Linked DNA regions of Homo sapiens: region 1 is linked to region 2. Evidence: read pairs that join two places in POLR2A ChIA-PET (ENCODE). Cell type or tissue: MCF 10A. All regions are shown on one strand. Each heading gives the region's core, and the rest is flanking DNA. Links, peaks and the distances in the headings are about the cores only.

The links. Peaks named below come from ENCODE experiments on the same cell type or tissue, not always from the same donor. Only the 100,000 strongest peaks of a DNase experiment are listed, where the experiment ranks them.
Region 1: POLR2A ChIA-PET joins it to region 2 with 18 read pairs; 23 of 35 experiments call an interaction of 5 or more read pairs at or near these places.

Annotation. Positions count from the first base shown.
Region 1 is chr11:10,837,139-10,847,705 of GRCh38, reverse strand. No RefSeq gene overlaps it. Among named protein-coding and RNA genes, the nearest start is that of ZBED5, 16 kb to the left of the region's middle. RefSeq lists a silencer at 8,410-8,704. In MCF 10A, for the core only: no CTCF peak of the experiment used is centred there; a DNase peak (open chromatin) is centred at 4,655.
Region 2 is chr11:10,893,860-10,904,426 of GRCh38, reverse strand. It overlaps LOC124902629 (a long non-coding RNA gene), which reads left to right and starts at 5,094. Exons shown (of 2, transcript XR_007062588.1): 1 at 5,094-5,295. LOC107984309 (a long non-coding RNA gene) reads left to right here. Exons shown (of 3, transcript XR_007062590.1): 3 at 4,248-4,286. RefSeq lists enhancers at 4,784-4,853, 4,006-5,205. In MCF 10A, for the core only: no CTCF peak of the experiment used is centred there; DNase peaks (open chromatin) are centred at 3,606, 3,966, 4,456 and 4,786.

The sequences.
Region 1 (10,567 bases), core at 1,243-9,242, 57 kb after region 2:
AAATTTAAACATAAGTAAAGATTAGGGTGATAAGATGTACACTTTCCACCAACCAAATGATAAAATTTATGAGTTGCCCCATCATGGATACTTGTTGGATGGAAAGAATGAAGTGCTTTTTTGGAATGGATAAATACTTTGAAATTTAGAAGACATTGGAGGGGAAATGAAAATGTTTGGTTATGACTGTATTGGAATACAGTAACTAAAGTATCAAGCAGGCTGTAGCGGAAATTGTTAGCTATCTCCTCAGCATGTATTTTCCTCTTCTAAATCATACCCTGATTTTATTTCAGGTGTCCATTCTTTCCCTACATAATCTGAAGCTGACCCTACTCCAGCTTTAGGAGTCAACCTGTTTTGTCCAAGATGGTAGCTTTCAAGCTTTTTTTGACTCCAATCCACAAGTAGATTTTATATGGTGATCCAGGTGTGTTTGTGTGTATACACCAAAGTTTCATAAAACAGTATTAACTCGTCATATATGTTATGCAGTTTCAAATTTAATAGTCTAATTTTTTAAGTAATGGTTATAACCCAAGAGTTAATTTCCTAATTCATTCTCAGGTTATGGACCACTGTTTGAAAGACACTGATGAGTGTAATGCAATTTCCCTTAGAAAAATTGTTGAGAAACCTGGATAAAAGCCTACTGGAGGTATGGTATTACTCTGACCACAGAATTGGTCCAGGAATACTATGTGACTCAATACAAACCAGAGAAAAGCAAGGGCAATAGTATGGGGGCTTTAAAAAAAGATGCTTCCTCACTCTTAAGGAAGAGATAAGTGTCCTGTGTATGTGAGAGCAAGAATAATGCCACTCTAGCTACCCAGCTAGTGGTTAAAGCCACAACACAACAAAGAGGGCAGAGGCCTTATATGGTAACCTGAGTGCCTACATTTGTCTCTAACTTGCTAAAATTTCAGGCATGCTGAAAGAAATATCAAACTTAGACTAAATCTATAGCAACACCAAGAAGCAAAAAAGTTATGTTTGCTCTCAAAGAATTTACATTCTAGTGGGAGAGACAGACAATAATAAGTGCTACAAGGAAATTTTTTCAAAAGAGAGTAAATGAAGGAGGGTCCTTACTGCGAGTGATCTAAGAAGGTATTTCCAAGGAAATGACATTTGAGCTGAGACCTCAGTAATAAGAAGGAGCCAATCAAATGAAGATTGGGGAAAGAATATTCCAGAGGGAAAGAAAGCAAGTACAAATACCCTGATGCAGGAAAGAGTGAGGTGTGTCTGAGGAATGCATCATAGAAATTGTCAGTAGGTAGGAAGGAGGCAGGGCACTGAGGGTCTTACAGGCCAGTGTAAGGGGTTTGGATTTTATTTCAACTGTGTTGGGAAGCCACTGTGGTTCTTAAACACGGGGAAGGGGTGAGGGTTAGGTTACCTCCTTTAGGGAGTATTTAGAAATGTATAAGGGAATTGAGGGAAGAGCTATTGTAACGAGTATTGTAGACCTATTAGTATCATATACTCTTTCTTTTGAGAAACTCAAAGCTTGGATGATATTGGGACCCTCAAAAGACTTCTGAGGAGATCCAGCAGTTTAAGGACTCCACTTTAGAAAATATACATATTAATTGGAAGATTCTGTATCTTAATTTTAAGACAGGGATCATACTTTGAACCTCTTTTCATCCCACACAGCACCATGTTAGGCTCCTTGAGACTGTTAAATTGGACAACTATCCAAATTTGGGAATATGCAAAATCATTGTCGTTACCTTTTGTCATAAAGAAATGTAGTGCATTGATCAAACAAAAGCCTGTGATCTATAAAAAATGCCCAAATTTGACTTGTTTTGTTTTTGTTTTAGTTGAGTAAAGGCATGAATATTTGCTAAGCCATCTCCAGTAACTCTTCCAAGTTGGCTTGCTACACCATGTCCTTTTGGCTGTCACAAATCTTTCCCCACTCTTCTGTTCTTTTGGGAAGAGGAAGCCGGAATTCTTAGTGGGTAGAAGAGCAAAGACTCACCCTTAGGAATTTCACTGTTGGAATTATTTTTTTAATTTTTAAATTCCCTCCACCTTGAATCACCTTGAATCATATGATTTCAAGACTTCATATAGAGAAGTAGCCCCTATCATCCTGCCCAAAGTGTGTAAGGGGAACCCTGATCTGAATAATATAGCACTGAGTAAGCTTGGAATAACAGAATAAGATTTTATTTTTCAAGGCTTTTCTCAATGCTACTAAAATAATATTTTAAGGATCACTCTGGATGTCCATTTCCAGAGCACTTGCTAGTTGTTAGGCAATTAACAACCATTTTATAGCTATGGAAGAATCACCTAACCGTCCGGAAGCACTTTGGGACTTTATAGGAGGCCTTTAAAGTGCAAAGTGTTTTTGCTATTCTTAGATGTATAAATGCAAAGGTTAGACATCACTTCTTATACTCTAAGATGTAAAAAATGGTGTATTGTCAGTCTCAAAGTTTTTGGAATTCTTGACAGATTTTCCCAGGTTCATTCAGCAACATTTATGCATCTTTTTTTTTCCTCAACCAACTGCCTGTTTTGAAAGGCAGGAGTGAAGATGGCTGTAGAATACATGTACCTTAACAGAAACTCACTTTGCAAATACCCATCTCAGCTTTTTAAAATATTTATGGTCTATTAAAGCACCATAATTTGGCCACTCAGCTGTCATCAGGAACTAAGCCAACATTCCTTTTCAGAAAAAGACTTTGGAGAGGGGCAAACACTTCTGACAGTCATACTGTGTACTTATTTTAGAAAATAAGCTGCTCTCAGGCTTCAGTATCCAGTCAAATATAATATAGAACTCTAGTCTGTTTTGAGTCCTACTACAATAATATTTTCACAATAGACTACCAGTTATGAAGTTCTCACATTTTTCCTGCATGCATCAAGTAATTCCAGCAATTCCTAAATAGTGCAGCACCCTAAACTCTACCTATTCTATTTCTGCTTAATTTTGTACTCTAGGAAAAAAGGCAGAATTTCACCAACTAAACTTTATGCAAGAAGATGAGAGATGAATAGTGCTTATCAAACCTTTGTTAAGGCTTGAAGTTCAAGACACAAACTCTATTGTGAAAATCAATGAACAATTGTTTGGTGTATGTATGGAGCATTTACTTGGTATTTAGCCAGTCAAACACTGAAACATACAACCATGCCTCTGCCTTGTATTACATCACTGCTAGTGAAATGGACTTAGGAATCTGGACAAAGTTAGTGTAGCATTTCCAAGTCATAAAATATTTTAAAACATGCTAATTCAGACTAAAGAAATGTTTAATGAAAAGTTTAAATTGTTATTTCCAATTCTATAGAGTAGAACAGGGAATGTAAGATCTATGAGGGCAGGAACCTTGACTTTCTTATCTACCTCTGTATTCTCAGGGCCTAAAATAATGCCTGATGCCTAATAGTTCATTAAATGGGTGTTTAGTATCGATATGTTAGTGGTGGGAAAAGGACTAGGTTTGACTCTGAACTCTTTGACACTTTCTAGTCTGGACCATTGTTCAAGTCACTTAAGTTCTCTCACCCTCAGTTTCTTCCTCTCTTTTAAGAGGAATAATATTTTATTCTGTGTTTTACAGCCCTGCTCTGAGAATCAAATAATGTAATACATGTAAAATCCCTATGTAAAATGTTATAGCATTATCAAATATCATTATTTTAATACTAACAATGTTATAACACAATATTACCTGGTAGAGATTTTTAGTAGACTTGAGTTAATAATAGTTACCTTTTTTGTTTTGTTCTTTTTGATCACATATTGGATGCCAGATGCTTTATATATGTATTTCATTTAATCATGATAACAACTCTGTGAGGTAAGCTATCAATCCCATTTTAGAGATGAAGAAACAAAGGCTATGTGTTAGTTACCTATTGCTTAACAAATTGCTCCAAAACATAGTGGCTTAAAACATCAACATTTATTACCTCACAGTTGCTATACGTCAGGAATCAGGTGGAGCTTAGCTTCAGAGTCTCTCACTGGCTGCGATGAAGGTGTTAGCAAGAGCTGCAGTCATTTCAAGACTCCACTAGAGCCGCGCGCGGTGGCTCACGCCTGTAATCCCAGCACTTTGAGAGGCTGAGGTGGGAGGATCACGGGGTCAGTAGATCGAGACCATCCTGGCTAACACGGTGAAACCCCGTCTCTACTAAAAATACAAAAAATTAGCCGGGCATGGTGGCAGGTACCTGTAGTCCCAGCTACTTGGGAGGCTGAGGCAGGAGAATGGCATGAACCCAGGAGGCGGAGCTTGCAGTGAGCCGTGATTGCACCACTGCACTCTAGCCTGGGCGACAGAGCGAGACTCCGTCTCAAAAAAAAAAAAAAAAGACTCCACTAGTGAAGGATCCACTTCCAAGCTTACTCCTGTTGGCAGGATTCAGTTTTTTGCAGGCTGTTGGAAGTTCCTTGACACATGGACCTCTACAGGGCAGCTCACAACATTCCAGCAGGTTTCATCAAAGTGAACAAGTGAGAAAGCACCAGTAAGACCAAAATCATAATTTTTTGTAACCTAGTTTTGGAGGTGACATCCCATCATTTTTGTTATGTTCTATTCATTAAAAGCAAGTCACTAGGTCCAGCCCATATTCAAGGGGAAGGTATTATGCAAGAGTGTGAATACCAGGAGGCGGAAATCACAGTGAGCCACTTTAGAAGGCGTCTCCCTCAGGATCAGGGTGCTCAAGTTGTTTATCCAGTTTTACAAAGCTAATGAGTAACAAACCTGAGATTCCAGGTTACATCTGTCTGACTTCAAAGCACACAGTATTTCCATTTGTTGCTCTTCTCTCAGTGAATACATAGAATTGTATGTAATTTTTATATTATGTTTATGGTTAGCATAAACTTGACTAGAGATGAATTTTTCTAAAGCATTAAAAATGTTTGGCCAGGCACGGTGGCACATGCTTGTAATCCCAGCACTTTGGGAGGCCGAGACAGGCAGATTACGAGGTCAGGAGTTCAAGACCAGCCTGACCACCATGGTGAAACTCTGTCTCTACTAAAAATACAAAAATTAGCCAGGTGCAGTGCTGCGCACCTGTAATCCTAGCTACTCAGGAGGCTGAGGCAGGAGAATTGCTTGAACCCGGGAGGCAGAGGTTGCAGTGAGCAGAGATGACACCACTGCACTCCAGCCTGGGCAACAGAGCAAGACTCTCTCAAAAAAAAGTTTGTTTTGTGTCATAGAATAAGTTACCTTCATTCTAATGTTTTTTAGGATTGTTCATCCTAATCAATTTTCTTAATAGATAGGGACAGTTAAATCTTTTTCATTCTTGGTCTGTGATAATAAATTCCAAGTTTTAGTTCATATTTTTAAAAACACACAAAGTAGAAGTTACCTGTCAGCAAGACCATCTAAGGAAAATAATCTGGTGGATATGCTAGTATTACTAATAGACCTGTGGAGAGCATTTTTTTCATTTGTTAATTTATTCACAGTTTAATGGGGTACAGGGACAGACATTTATAAATAACAATAAAGATTTATACAAGGATCTATGTAAGTTCAGAGAAAAATATGATGAAGTATGAGTCAAAGACAAATTCATAGAGATAAATGCTGTATTTGAGTCTTGAACCATGAATCTGAATTTATCAGGTGGCCAAGGCACTGTGTTTTTTTTTTTTTAAAGCCCTCCCTTTTTTTTAAGAGACAGGATCTCACTCCAGGCTGGAGTGCAGTGATGCCTTCATAGCTCACTGCCACCTCAAACTCTTGGCCTCAAGTAATCCTCCCACCTCAGCCCCCTGAGTAACTAGGACTATAGGTGTGCATCACGATGCTCAGCTAATTATCAACTTTTTGTAGAGATAGGGTCTTGCTATTTTGCCCAGGCTAGTCTCAAATTCCTGGCCTCAAGGAATTCTGCCTCGGCCTCCTAGAATGCTGGGATTATAGACTTGAGCCACCACGCCCAGTCTGTTCAAGATTATTAAAGATTATCAGAGTCCAAATTACCAGCAGACTTGGAATTTTGAGAAGTCTCTGAAAGAAGGGAGATGGGATCAAATTGGCAGTGTAATAATTCAGGCTCAGAAGTGATAGATTAAAGAAAAGAGATAGATGGAGTAGGGGAGTAGAAGGCAGGGGTGGGGATGGCATAGCGTCCTAGAGCAACTATAAAGGATAACTTTTGGGGAATGGAATTTGAAACCTCTGGTTGGGTTGGCTCCTTCCCTCATTCATTCTTCAAAGCCAAGGGTACCTCAGAATGGTATTTGCCCCTAGCTAGCACAGTGACTTTGGAAACTTGGGGCCAATAAGCCAGGCAGTACCCCAGTGGCTACACTGTGTCCAGGAAAGGAAGCCTCATTTCACACTCAGAATGTTAGCTACTGGCATACCCTGTCCAGGATTACATTTTATCCCCTCACAATCACTAGAGCAAACTATGATAAACAGAAATGGCCTCATACACAGAGAACAGGAAATAACAAGATGAGAACAAAATTAGGAACAACCAAATGCCGGAGGAAGACCAGTACCATGAAAGCATGACAGCAGTCAACAAACAAAAAGCAAGTAGTTTTCAGAGTAAACAGAAGAGGATCTGTGAAATGATAATTATTAATAATTAGTGCATCCTGGTGTGGTGTCAGGCATTCTTCTAAGCACCTCACATGTTTTTTTTAAATTTAGTTTGTATACAGAATATCCCCAGAGGAATAGGAGAGAATATTGTAATGATGAAAAAGAACCAGTTAAATAGATTGTTACCATTTTAAAAAATTATGCGAGGTGTGGTGGCTCACACCTGTAATCCCAACAATTTGGGAGGCTGAGGTGGGTGGATTGCTTGAGCTCATGAGTTTGAGACCAGCCTGGGAAACATGACGAAACCTCGTCTCTACAAAAAATACAAAAATTAGCTGGGGGTAGTGGTGCATGCCTGTAGTCCCAGCTACTCAGGAGGCTGAGGTGGGAGGATGGCTTCAGCCCAGGAGGCAGATGTTGCAGTGAGCTGAGATGGTGCCACTGCACTCCAGCCTGGGCATAGACCCAGACCTTGTCTCCAAAAAATAAATAAATAAAATACAATATAATTTTTAAAAATTAAAAGGTGGACTAAACAGTGAATGGACTTCTTCAATGAAGAGCAAACTAGCAAAACTGGAACAGTAAGCTAAAGAGTTACTCCAAAAGAACAAAGATAATGGTGGAGGGTGATTTCAGAGACATGTAAAATAAATGCAGGGATTCCAGTAACTCATAGTTCCAAAGAGAGACACATGAAATAATTTTACGGAGGAAATATTAAAGAAGTGATAGAAGAAAAGTCCATGTCTGGGTGCAGCGGTTTACACCTGTAATCCCAGCACTTTGGGAAGCTGAGGCAGCAGGATCGCTTGAGCCCAGGAGTTTAAGACTAGCTTGGGCAACACAGTGAGACCCTGTCTCTATTTTTAAATATATATGTATTTTTAAAATGTTATAAAGAAAAATTCCTGGCATTACTTTAGTGTAATTTATAAGATTTATTTAATGTCATTTGCATCTAAAAAAGGAGCAAACATTATTTTAGTGCATCTTATTTTTTATTCCACATTGCATCAAAAATTTCATCACTTCATGTGTTTCTAAATCATATATTTATGTTTGCATAATTGTGCTCATTTTTAAACTTTATATATATATATATATATATATATTTAATAGAGATGGGGTCTCACTATGATGGGGTCTCACTGTGTTCAAGACTGGTCAGTCTTGAACTCCTGGCTTCAAGCAGCCCTCCCACCTTGGCCTCCCAAAGTGCCAGGATTATAGGTGTGAGCTACCATGCCCAGCGTAAACTTTTTATTTTGAAATAAAGTTAGACTGGCTGGGTGTGGTGACTCATGCCTGTAATCTTAGCACTTTGGGAGGCTGAGGCGGGCAGATCACCTGAGGTCAGGAGTTTGAGACCAATCTGGCCAACATGGCAAAACCCCATCTCTACTAAAAATACAAAAATTAGCCAGGTGTGGTGGCGGGCTACTCAAGAGGCTGAGGCAGGAGAATCACTTGAACCCGGGAGGCAGAGGTTGCAGTGAGCCGAGATCACACCATTGCACTCCAGCCTGGGAGACAGAGCAAAACTCCATCTCAAAAATAAATAAATAAAGTTACACTTACAGAAAAGTTGCAAAAATAGTACCAATACCTTCACATAGCTTCCCCTAATATCAACGTATTATATAATTATAGCATAATTATCAAAATTAATAAACATAAGTACAATACCATTAGCTAAATTACAAATACACCTTATATAAATGAGGAGAGAAAACAAGTCAATGGGAATGATTAACCTATATAGATACATACAAAATAGAATAAAGTAGATGGGTAGCTACTACATCTTTATTTCTACAACTGGTCTCGTAAACTAGAATATCCTTCCTTCATTATCTATTCCATCTTCATACTGCCAGCATCTGCAGCTGGTTAATAAACTTCCAGTTAAGAGGAACCATTCTTGGATTTTCTGGGTTAGAGCATGTCTCCCTTAGATAAAGAGTTCTACATAGGCAAAGCTCAAAGTTGTGAAAATAGAAAGCAAAACATTTTGAGTGCATCAGTGGGTATCGTAGTGGGAAGTGTTTATCTCAAGCCTGGGTTTCCCAGCAGATATAGATAAGGGAAAAACCGCGCTTTATGTTGGTTGCTGGTTCACAGCACATTGCTGTAGCACAGGAGTTGGCATGCTTTTTTCTGTAAAGGACCAGATAATAAATATTCCAAGCTTTAAAGACCACACATGATTGATATCTGTCATGTATTCTTTTTTGTTGTTACTGTTACAACCCTTAAAAAGTGTAAAAAAAAAATTCTTAAAATCTGTCCAAAAATAGGATTTAGGGCATATTTGCCCTCAGACTATAATTTGCTAATCTCTGCTATAGGGCGACATCCTAACTTTGCAAAGCATTCCTTCCCTGCTGGGAAACAAAAGACACATACACACAAATGTTCATTGCAGCACTGTTCACAATAGCAAAGACATGGAATCAACTTAAATGCCCATCAATGACAGACTGGGTAAAGAAAATGTGGTACATATACACCATGGAATACTAAATGGCCATAAAAAAGAACGAGATCATGTCTTTTGCAGGAACGTGGATGGAGCTGGTGGCCATTATTCTTAGTAAACTCATGCAGGAACAAAACCAGATACTGCATGTTCCCACTTACAGGTGAGAGCTAAATGTTGAGAACACATGGACACACAGAGAGGAACAACAGACACTGGTGCCTACTTGAGGATGGAAGGTGGAAGGAGGGAGATGAGCAGAAAAAATAACTGTTGGCTTAGTACCTGAGTCACAAAATGGAACAGCTGGAACTGAGTCTTCAAAAAGCTGTTCAAGAGTTCTGAAGACCAGCTGCTTCTGGATGATGGAATGTACAGTAAGACCAGTGAGTCTGTGAGCATAGTATTCTGGGTCACCAAGGATTAACACTTGTGTCTGATAATCCCTTAAAGGTCAAGATATTTCCTCCTGTGCACAATTTTACCCTAGCAAATAGCTATATGTCCTTTTGATTGAAGGCTGAGAGAAAGATACTTTTGATGTAATCACACAGTTCTTTCTCAAAGGTACATAGTATACTCTGTATTCTGAGTCTCTGAACTTCCCAGGAATAGAAATAGATGTGGGCTCTGACTTTTAGTGGTGTCTGTAGTCAGGCCTGTGTTTTCCTAATCTAGAGTTTGTTCATTTGCACAAATCTTTAAGTCCTTAGTGAGCTACACATCTGTTTCAGTATTAAAAACTATGATCAATTAGCAACCGTCAAAGATCTCTGTAGGTCAAACCTTTCAATTACCACTCTTGGTAATTGTGCATAATGTTACTATGGCAGTTATGTTCTCCTGTCTGGCCTCTACCACCTCAGGATCCCTCACCATCACTGAAAGTGGAAAGCCCATTTCAAAGAAAAGAAAAAAGAACAAGAAAGGGGGAGGGGGGAAGGCCATTTCAGTGCCAACATATGCAACCTTTATCCCCAGAGGACAGCCATTATAGTAATGTTCAGGGGCACTTGCACTATACTCACCAGTCTATTTATTTATGCTATGGTGTGAAGATAATGTGCTCTAGGTCCTTTGGGGGACACGGGGGTTGATGATCCAATGCAAATAACAACCCATTTCAGGCTGGGCACAGTGGCTCACACCTGTAATCCAAGAGCTTTGGGGAGGCCTAGGCAGGAGGATTGCTTGAGCCTAAGAGTTCAAGGTTGCAGTGAGCTATGATTGTGCCACTGCACTTCGGCCTGAGCAACAGAGCAAGGCTCTGTCGTAAAAAACAAAAAACCCACTTTGAGTTTGCTTTCTTCTTTCTTCCTAAGCCTTTGGAGCTTATCTTCAGCATTATATCAAGACATTTATTCAACCCAGCAATCCCATTACTGGGTAGATACCCAGAAGAATATAAATCATTCTACCATAAAGATACATACACACAAATGTTCACTGCAACACTGTTCACAATAGCAAAGACACGGAATCAACCTAAATGCCCATCAGTGACAGACTGGATAAA
Region 2 (10,567 bases), core at 840-8,839:
GCCAATAGGTACAATTAGGCTTGTGTTCACATTATCATCTGAATCTCATTGGCTTAGCACCCCATCCAGTCAGGCAAGAATTACAGTCTCTGGCCGGGTGCGGTGGCTCACGCTTGTAATCCCAGCACTTTGGGAGGCCGAGGGGGCGGATCACGATGTCAGGAGATCGAGACCACGGTGAAACCCCGTCTCTACTAAAAATACAAAAAATTAGCCGGACGTGGTGGCGGGCGCCTGTAGTTCCAGCTAGTCGGGGGGCTGAGGCAGGAGAATGGCGTGAACCCGGGAGGCGGAGCTTGCAGTGAGCCGAGATCGCGCCACTGCACTCCAGCCTGGGTGACAGATCAAGACTCCGTCTCAAAAAAAAAAAAAAAAAAAGAATTACAGTCTCTGACGAAGTTCCTCCCCAAGACCTTCCAGGAGTCCCTGAGTGGGACCTTACCTATGAACCCAAATCAGCTCAGGCCCCCCCATGCTGCTGGCCTCTATCCGTACAAACCAGAGCTGCTAACGAACCTTCTGCTAGCCTGAGATCTGGGGGTCCTGCTGCTATACACCATCACTGTGATGTAGAAGCCCACCACTGTCACTGCACTGCCTCTGCTGAGCTGGATGGAGACCCTCTTCGCAACACCAATGACTGAACCACTGATGTTCATGACGGAGTTACTCAGCTCCCCAGTCACTGCCAACGGGAAGAGAAGAATGTTTGACTTTTCATAAGCCATAGCAGGAGTCCTGCTATAATTTCCCTTCCCTCTTCCCCTTCCTTTCCTTTGGGCCCCAAACCATCACAGAGTTTACTTAAACAGGTGTTCGAATTTTTACACCCGGCCCTTGCTTCCAGGGTGCTCGGGGGTCTTGATGCCACTCCTCTTTGGTGCCCAGGCCCCACTACCAGGTCTGGACCACCATGCCAGCCTACTTTCTCCCTTTCAGTGACTTTTCCCTCAAGGAGCCAAATCACCTTCCTGAAACCTGGTTCTGTCAGACCCCCCGAACTATCAGCTTCTTCTTCTTTCTTTTTTTTTCTGAGACAGAGCAAGCTCTGTTGCCCAGGCTGGAGTACAGTGGCACAATCTCAGCTCACTGCAACCTCTGCCTCCCTGGTTCAAGCAATTCTTCTGCCTCAGCCTCCCGAGTAACTAGGATTACAGGTGTGCTCCACCACACCCAGCTAATTTTTGTGTTTTTAGTACAGACAGGGTTTCACCATGTTGGCCAGGCTGATCTCAAACTCCTGACCTCGTGATCCACCCGTCTCAACCTCCCAAGGTGTTGCAATTACAGGCGTGAGCCACTTCGCCTGGCTACTATCAGCTTCTTAAGCGTTCTTGCTCAGGACTTCTTTGGTCTTAAGTAAATCATCAGATATATGGCTAAGAAAATTTTGAAGCATGGATGGGCATTGGTCCTGCTGGACCAGCTAAATGCATGGGAGGAAGGGTGTTGCCCAAATCTGCATATCAGATAAAGTCTCACTCAGCTCCTGCCCGGCCGAGACCTCTACAGTCATACCACCCTGAACACGCCCGATCTCGTCTGATTCCCCAGATACAGATACACAATACATTTTATTTTTTATTTAAGGAAGTTACTTTACAGCTATAAGCAGCATCTAAAACAAAGAAGTGTATGTATCCACTCAGCTTCCCCCTTTATAGTAGTTTCTGAGATACAATATCATTTTTTCTATCTACTGTTGGAAAGTTTCTGAAGACTTTCTCTGAAAAGAAGCAGGCATGAATGATCCTTGGAGACACTGTGCTAAGTGAAATGGGCCAGACACAAAGGGACAAACGTTGTATGGTTCCACTTATACGATGTACCTAAAGTGGTTAAATTCTTAGAGACAGAAAATAGAATGGTGGTTGCCAAGGGCTGGAGGAAGGAGGAAATGGGGAGTTGTTGTTTAATGGATAGAATTTCAGTTTTGCAAGATGAACATGTTCTGGAGATGGATAGCGGTGATAATTGCACAACAGCGTAAATGTACTTAATGCCACTAAAGTATACACTTAAAAATGGTTAAATATGATCCAGTGGTCACACTACTTGGCATGTAACCAAAGGAAGGGAAATCAGTATATTAAAGAGACATCTGCACCCCCATGTTTCTAGCAGCACCACTCACATTAGCCGAGATATGAAATCAATCTAGGTGTCCAATAACAGATGAACGGATTTTTGAATGGTGGCACATATACACAGTGGAATACTACTCAGCCATAAAAAGAATGAATTCCTGTCATTCGCAGCAACATGGATGGAAGTGGAGGACATTATGTTAAGTGAAATAAGCCAGGAAGAGAAAGTTCAATACCACATATTCTCACTCATATGTGGAAGCTAAAAAAAAAAGAAAAAAAGAAAGTTGATATTAGAAGTAAAAAGCAGGCCGGGCACAGTGGCTCACACCTGTAATCCCAGCACGTTGGGAGGCCAAGGTGGGTGGATCACGAGGTCAGGAGATAGAGACCATCCTGACCATCCTGGCTAACACGGTGAAACCCCGTCTCTACTAAAAATACAAGAACAATATTAGCCGGGTGTAGTGGCGGGCGCCTGTAGTCCCAGCTACTCAGGAGGCTGAGGCAGGAGAATGGCGTGAACCTGGGAGGCGGAGCTTGCAGTGAGCCGAGATCCTGCCACTGCACTCCAGCCTGGGTGACAGAGGGAGATTCTGCCTCAAAAAAAAAAAAAAAAAAAAAAAAGAAGAAGTAAAAAGTAGAACAGAGGATACTAGAAGCTGGGAAGGGTAGTGTGGAGAGGGGCAGGGGAAAATTTGTTAAAGATACAGAATGACAGCTAGATAGGAGGAATATGTTGTAGTGTTCTATAGCATTGTAGAAGGACTATAGTTCACAATAAGAGAGAGACTCAAATAGCTAGAAGGATATTGAATGTTCCCAACACAAAGAAATGATAAATGTTTGAGGTGGAAGTCTATGCCAGTTACCCTGATCTGATCACTATATATTATATGTATCAAAACATCACTATGTACCCCATAAATATGTACAATTATGTGTCAATTTTAAAAATACAATTTTTAAAAGTATTTTGAAATAAAAAAATTTGTAATGTTTTAATGCTAAGTTTTATATTCTTATATGTTACTACTATGAAATGAATAAATAAATAATAAAAGAACATACGGACGACCCTGAAAAAAAAAAAAAAGAAGTAGCAGAAGCAGACGCAGAGGTGTTATGAGTGGAGTTGGGGGTTAGGTCAGCCTCAGAAAGCCAGAGAGAAGGGATTTGCCTGGAATACTGAAGAAGCTCTAGCCACAGATGAGGCTAAGTTGAGTGTGAAGAAGGCTGAAGAAAAGAAAAGGATTTTTTTTGTTTTGTTTTTGGCATGGCACATAGTAATAATTATCCCTCACAAGAATGTAGCATGTTAGTTTTCAAAACACTTCCATGAGTGATCTAACTTGCTGTCATGACAAGCAACCCCAAGTGAAGGGCAGGGGCTCAGAAAACCAGGGCCACTGAATGGGGAAAGCTGTTCCTTCCCAGTGCAAGCTCATAGCCTCCACGGGGAACTGACAGTCCATGTTGTCAGTAAGGAAACCGCAGCTCAGACAGGTGGACTGACTTGCCCCAAATCCCAGAGCTACTAACTAGCAGAGACTTGATCCTAGGTCTCTCAACTTCCAACCCACTGCTCTTTCCACAACCAGGTATGAATTAAAACAGAATGAAACAGGAAAAGTTAAACATAATTCTCGACCGCGTCGAAGAATGAAAGGATCCCTATTGTATGTTAAAACTCAAAAGACAGAAGTATATAATTTGGGGATATATTTTAAACTTTACACAATCCTCCCACCCCTAGCTCTGAGTAGGAAAAAGGGTAAAAACAGAATCTGGGGTGAGAAGTCATCTGACTCATCCATGATGTGGTAAAGAATCTGTAAGCAAACACCCTGCATTTATTTCAAGTACTGTGTCTCATTCTGCCAGCCCTGGCAGCCGGCCCACTGCTTGTGCTTCAGGGGCCCTCCTTTGGAGACGTGCTCAGAGCCCTATTTTAGGAGGACAGAAGTGGCCTAAAACATGTGGCCATTAAGCTAGAATTTTAAAGGACACACACACACACACACACACACACACACACACACGGACACAGCAAGCTATCTGGTAAGCTGGTGGTTAAGAATCCGAATGTGTGCTCAAGGCCCCTCTGACACAGGCAGCCTTATCCACAGAACTTCATCCCTGTGTTTTGGCCTGTTCCAGGAAGAGCCAGCAAAGTTGCCTGCAAGAGAGAGCACGTGGCCTGAGGGGTGAACCAGGGACAGCCTCTGAAGAGCGAAGGATTTATCTGAGCAGCCAAATGTCCACTGACAGACAGGTCTGTGTGTGCTAGAGAAACTTGTTCCACAGCTCAGATGAAAAACGTATTGTGGAATTCACCCACAAGGGGAAGTGAGTTAATGACTGGGGCGTTTCATCTTCTGCCTAGATGCGTCATAAAATCAACTTGTAAAGCCTGGCTCAGAAAATACATTTACTCTCCCAGATGTGGTTCCATATAGGGCTATGAAACATTTCAAAGAGTGATCGCTCACAGAGGAGTGCGTTCTTAGGCTTTCTCTGTGCTGGGAGTGGGGCCGGTGGCCTGAGCCTGACAGCCCATCCAGGCTGTGGTCAAATTTGCTGACAAGCAGCCCAAATCTGCCCAGAGCATCTGCTCACATCTGGGATTGTGACTCATCTGCCTCTGTCTCCCCCAGCACTATTCACTCACTCCTGCAGGCCTGAGCATGTAAGCCCCACGGTGCCCAGGGCCCAGCGCCCAGACTTGTCCCTCCACCCAAGCACCCATCACGGCTTGTCCTTATCTCCAACACTGCCTGCCCCTCCCATTTAGACTTGGTCTGCTTTCCCAGCTCCAGGTTCAGGGCAAACCATGCTTAGACCTTCTTGGACTCAGCCTGAGCTATCATAAGAGGTTCCCAGGCTAAAACACATGCACAGTCTCCTGCACAGTGGTGTCTGTTCTGGCCCTTTAAATTTAGCAGATCCACACTCCCACCACGCCCAGCTGGCCCACCAGAGTGAGCCACAGGCAACACATGTTCTAAACCAACCCTGTTCACCCTGGACCTACTATTTTTGCACTCACCTCCCTGGTTCTCAGATTTCTGGCTCCGGTTCCCAGCTGCCATAGCCCCTTTGGTCCCTTCACTTTGGTGACCCTTTAGGCTTCCCTTTTTAGACCACAGCTGTCACATGTTTCTGACTCAACTTGCTTCTGCCATGCCAGCGTCACCCCTGGTCTCAGGTGAGTACCCCATGATTCAGGCCCAGACCCTGAAGACCCCCTCCCCTGAGATCACTCCCAGAAGAGGCGGAGGGTGAGGGATTTGTTCCTGGGGTCCCTGCCTGGCTTCTCACCTTCAGCCTTGCGTTGTCTTTCAATTCCAGCACCTGGACTTCCCTGGTCATGCACCCGGGCATTGGCCTCAACTTAGGTCCTGATCCTCGGAGTCCCTCACTCACCTGGGACAGCTCTGTCCCGAACTCAGTTTCTGATTTCATGCTGGTCTTGCCCCAGTTACACCAACCCACCCCCCTCCCTATCTCATTGAGGTCAGAGTGGAGGAGGCTCTCAGGCTTCTGAAGGGAGGGAGGCAACACTGCCTCAAATGGAGCCCTGATGGGGCTCAGAGCCTGTGGGGAGTCTCACAGCTACCTGGGAATCTTTCTGTCCCTGGAGACAGCACAAGTCAAGGCACTTGAGGACTCTCAGTTGTGTGTAGGGAGGAGGATGCTGCTCCAAATAGCGCAGACAAGCATTCAGTTCTAAAACCTCAGAGCTCAGAGCAGCTGAAGAGCAGAGGCAGCCCTCTGGTCCCACATGGCTCACATTCTCTTCCTTGTCCGCCTGACTCCATGTGTGACTTTAGCAACATGTCTGTCGAGGATGTTCTACCCCTAGCCCCTGCACCAGCAAACAAATAAGTCCTCCCAAGGCTCCCCATGCCTGATGTCTCCATTCCCTCCACTCCAGAAGGAGCAGAAACAAGGGCCTGCTCCCCTCCTCCTCCTCTCCAGCCCTCATCACTCCCTTCCCTGGGGGCCAAGGCACTCAAAAACCATCTTCCCCTAAAAGCTCAGGGACTCACTTGGTTTTCTTTCCCAGAAGCCCTAAAGATAGTAGCTTTGCTTAATGAGAATGCCCCATGGTGAAATGGTGAGGACCAAGACTCTGGTGCCTGGTCCACAGGGGAATTCCAGCTCTGCCTCTTGCTAGTGATGAGACCCTAGACATGTGATGGAACTTCTCTATAGTGTTTCCTCATCTCTGAGGTTGGAAAACTAATGGTCCCCACCCCACTGCATTGCTGTGAGCCATATACGCATTAATTAGTGTAAAAATGGTGCCTCCATGTAATAAGTGCCGTGATGCACAAGCTCTCATTTATTGATTTTTCACTGTATGTGAGGCCTTACTCTAAATACCTTACATCCAATAATTCGTTTTTCCTAAGCAAAGTGAAATAGAGACAGAAGGATCATTTTATAATTCTAATTTAAATTATCATTAATATTTATTGCATAAGTTCCATCAACAGGAGTTGAAATGCATTGTTGAAATTCATCACAATATTTGCTACTTTAAAGAATCAAACTGTTTTTACTTTTTTTTCTTGTGCTCTCTCTCCTGGCCTTGTAAGGTTTATGCATAATAAATATTCATATCTGGTCAAAAAATAAACTAAGTTGTAAAAGGTTAGAGAATTTCCCTATCTGAACACGCAAACCCAGTGTGTAAAGATGACAAAAATAAACCACCCAGGGGACAGAAACTCCCAGTAGTGCCCCTCCTATGGATACAGGCCTGTATCATAGTATGACATAGTACAGGCACAATTCTGTATGTATCTCTTTTTTTTAGAAACAGGTTCTCACTGTGTCACCCAAGCTGGAGTGCAGTGGCCCTCTCAAAGGTCATTGCTCACTGCAGCCTCAAACTCCTGTCAAGTGATCCTGTCACCCAGCCTCCTGAATAGCTAGGACTACAGGCATGCACCATCACGCTCAGCTAATTTTTAAATTTTTTTGTAGAGATGGGGTCTTGCTATGTTGCCCAGGCTAGGCTCAAATTCCTGGCCTCAGGCAATCCTCTCATCTTGGTCTTTCAAAGTCCTGGAATTACAGGAGTGAGCCACCATACCCTGCCCTGTATCTTTTGACTTAACATTAAATCATAAACAGTTTCCATGTTGCTGTATAGCCTTTGAAAGTATCACTTCAATGACTGTAGAATAACTCATTTAGTTGAATTACTATAATTGAACTGACATCATTATTGAATAATGGTAGGGTTTTTTTGCTATTACAAATGATTCTGTAGTAAACTCTTAGCAGAAATGACATTTTTTTTCTTTCAGGTGATTTCTTAGGCTAATTCTCAGAGATGGGGTTATTGGGCCAAAAAAGCAAACTATGGCTTTCCGAAGCTCTCATTGTTCCCATTATGTCATGCATCCCTGAGATGCAGTCAGCAGAGGATTCTATTTGAGGGACTAAACACTCCCGGGGAAAGCAGGAAGAAGGAGACGGGAACTAACATTTGCTATTGAGCGCCAGGCATCGTCCTACAGGCTTCGAAGTGAACCTTGGATGTGCTGCTGATCTGACCTGCCCAGATTTGTCATCATTGTTATTGTCTTGGCCTCTTATGAAGACGTTCACCCAGCAGGACTTCAGAAGCTTTGTTCACTCGATCTCATTTAATCCTCACAATAGTGCCCTAAGGAAGATATTAGTATCCCCATTTTACAAAGGAGGAAACGGGAACCTGGGGAGATTAAGCGAAGGCCTCACAGATCATGAATAGAAGAGGCTGGAAACCTAGTCTGGTTCAAGGGTGTGCTCTTTCTGCTCTGCCATGCTGTGCTTCAGCCCTTCCCCACTCTCAGCCCCATGTGCACGCAGATAGGGATTTTCACTCTTTGCCCTGTATGAAAGGAGGGAAGGTAAGACACATGAGCCTAGGGGGAAGGTCCATCTGCAGGACTACCCTGAAGGGGATGGGACATTCCTGGCCCTCAGCCTACAAACTCTTTCCTTTTATTTCCTGCTGGTGAAAAGCATAATTTAAAGATGACTTTGTTTTATACATACACATACATACAATCACACACACACACACACACACTCACTCACTCCAAGAAGAGGGCTCTCTGTAAATAAAAGACCTGTCACCTATCAAAGATGCTAACCAAGGACTTACCAAATGTCCTTTGATGCTAAGTATCTTTCAGAAAAGTTATTACTCAACCTGAGTCCACGGACTAGGCCTATCCTTATGTTAAAATAATTCTCTCATGGAATTATTTGATTTGGCCCAACATCTACCAGCTTTGCACATATTTCAATATTTCAATTAAACCACCAAACCTCAGTCTATATTAATTCCAGCCTTTTTTTTTTCTACTAAAGGGGACCTTCATTATTTCCCTGCATGTTTGAAATTATTGTCTCTCGGCCAGGCGAGGTGGCTCACGCCTGTAATCCCAGCACTTTGGGAGGCTGAGGTGGGCGGATCATGAGGTCAAGAGATCAAGACCATCCTGGCCAACATGGTGGAACCCTGTCTCTACTAAAAAAAATTACAAAAATTAGCTGGCTGTGGTGGCACACGCCTATAGTCCCAGCTACTCGGGAGCCTGAGGCAGGAGAATCGCTTGAACCTGGGAGGAGGAGGTTGCAGTGAGCCGAGATCGTGCCACTGCATTCCAGCCTGGGTGATAGAGCAAGACTCTATCTGAAAAAAAAAAAAAGAAAAAAGAAAAGAAATTGTATTCAAAACACACTGAATTCATAAAATTCCAGATGCTGCTCAATGATGCCTCTGGGCCAGTGACATCCTGGCTATCTTAGTTAAGACTACAAAGGAACAGGGTGGAACTGAGGCTACAGCTGGAGAGGGTTACGAAAGCACAGGGACTGGCACCAAGAAAACTCAGATTTACTGGAATGAGTATGTTAGAGCCACTGCTGCATGTGGCAGGAGATCATTTCAATGGCTCCATGAACTGAGTTTTGCAATGTGTAGAACTGTGTAGACTGTTTGTCAGGCCTCTTTCAGATGCAAGTGAGAGAAACCTGACTAGCTAATGCAGAGGTAGGATTTATTGGCCCCTAGTTGAAAATTCTAGGGGTAGTCCTCAAGTGTAACTGGGTTCAAGTGCTTAAATGATATCAACAGGAATTTGTCCCCATCTTTTGGCCCTCTTTTCAGGGTGGTGATGAGATGGCCACCAGGCCTATTTCACAGAAATTTCAGCAGAAAGAAGAACTTATTGCCCGATTGTTCCATTAAAAGTCCCAGAACTAACTCTCAATTGGCCTAAATTGGCTCATTTGCCAGATATCCTCAGCTTGACCTCCAAATCTACTCTCTCCTCTTCTTTGAGCTTGGTAGCTGGGAGGTTGGCCACTCTCTACTCTTCTTCCAGCTCGGTAGGTGAGAGATTGGATATATCAATGGCTCCTTTCCTCTGTGCCTTGCCTTGGGTATTGTCAATAGTGAGACCAGTGGGAGGCTGGAGGAAGAGATAAGAATGAAGTCAGGATGTTAATTTCCCCCAGCACCCCTTGCAAGGGTCCACATGAGCTGGCTATATCTCTCAGCCAATAGTCACAGGTCCTGCCTGCAGCTTCTCCATACATCTTCTCTCTTTGAGTTCCAGTAATGGCTTCCCAGTTTTGCCTCTGCAACCTAAAAGCAGTACTATGCCCTACTGTGAGCAGCCCCAGAAACTGCACTATCCTTTACGGTTTTCCCACACTCCACCTACACCTCCATGGAAGGGTTATTTGATAACCGATTTTGAAAGTGTCATCTGTTTCCAAGATCCTGACCGATACAGCTAACATGTCCATCCCTAAGACAAATCCATGTGTCTCACTGGGCAGGCCTACCCCTGGGACAAAGGTCTGAAATTAGCTCCATCAAAACCACAGGTACTGAGAGTGGAAGTATGGTAGTCCCCCAAAGGGACAGACAAAAACAACCTATGATCACCACATTTATCAAAGTAGACAAGAAAGAATTCTAATCAGCAGTATTAGGCTACCCAAGCATTCTTCAGAAGCAGTAACTACATATAAATAAGGATAAATTTCAGAGACTAAACACATGCTGAAACAGCATTCAGGGTGTCTTTCATCTATGTACACTCAAATCAACGCCTTTTAAAGACCTGGTCACTCATTTTCTGAGCTCTAGGTCTGTTGATAACTCTCTTCTGAAACAAATTGAAATTTCTATCATCAATTCACTTTGAAATGTCATAAAGCAGCTTAGGCCTTGGCTGGCTGAGCAATAAAGCAGGCCCTCTTGGCAGCTCAGATGAGCTGCCCCTGACAGCAAGACAGGGGACATGGCATTAAACATTGCCAAGAATGAACAATTTGGAAGCTGCCTAGTGGCAGGAATGACAAGGCTGAAATCATAACCACTTTGAAAAACATGACATCAGTTGAAAAATAAACATAAAATGGGGCAATAGCAACCTCATCACAGAGCTGTAAATGCTTAG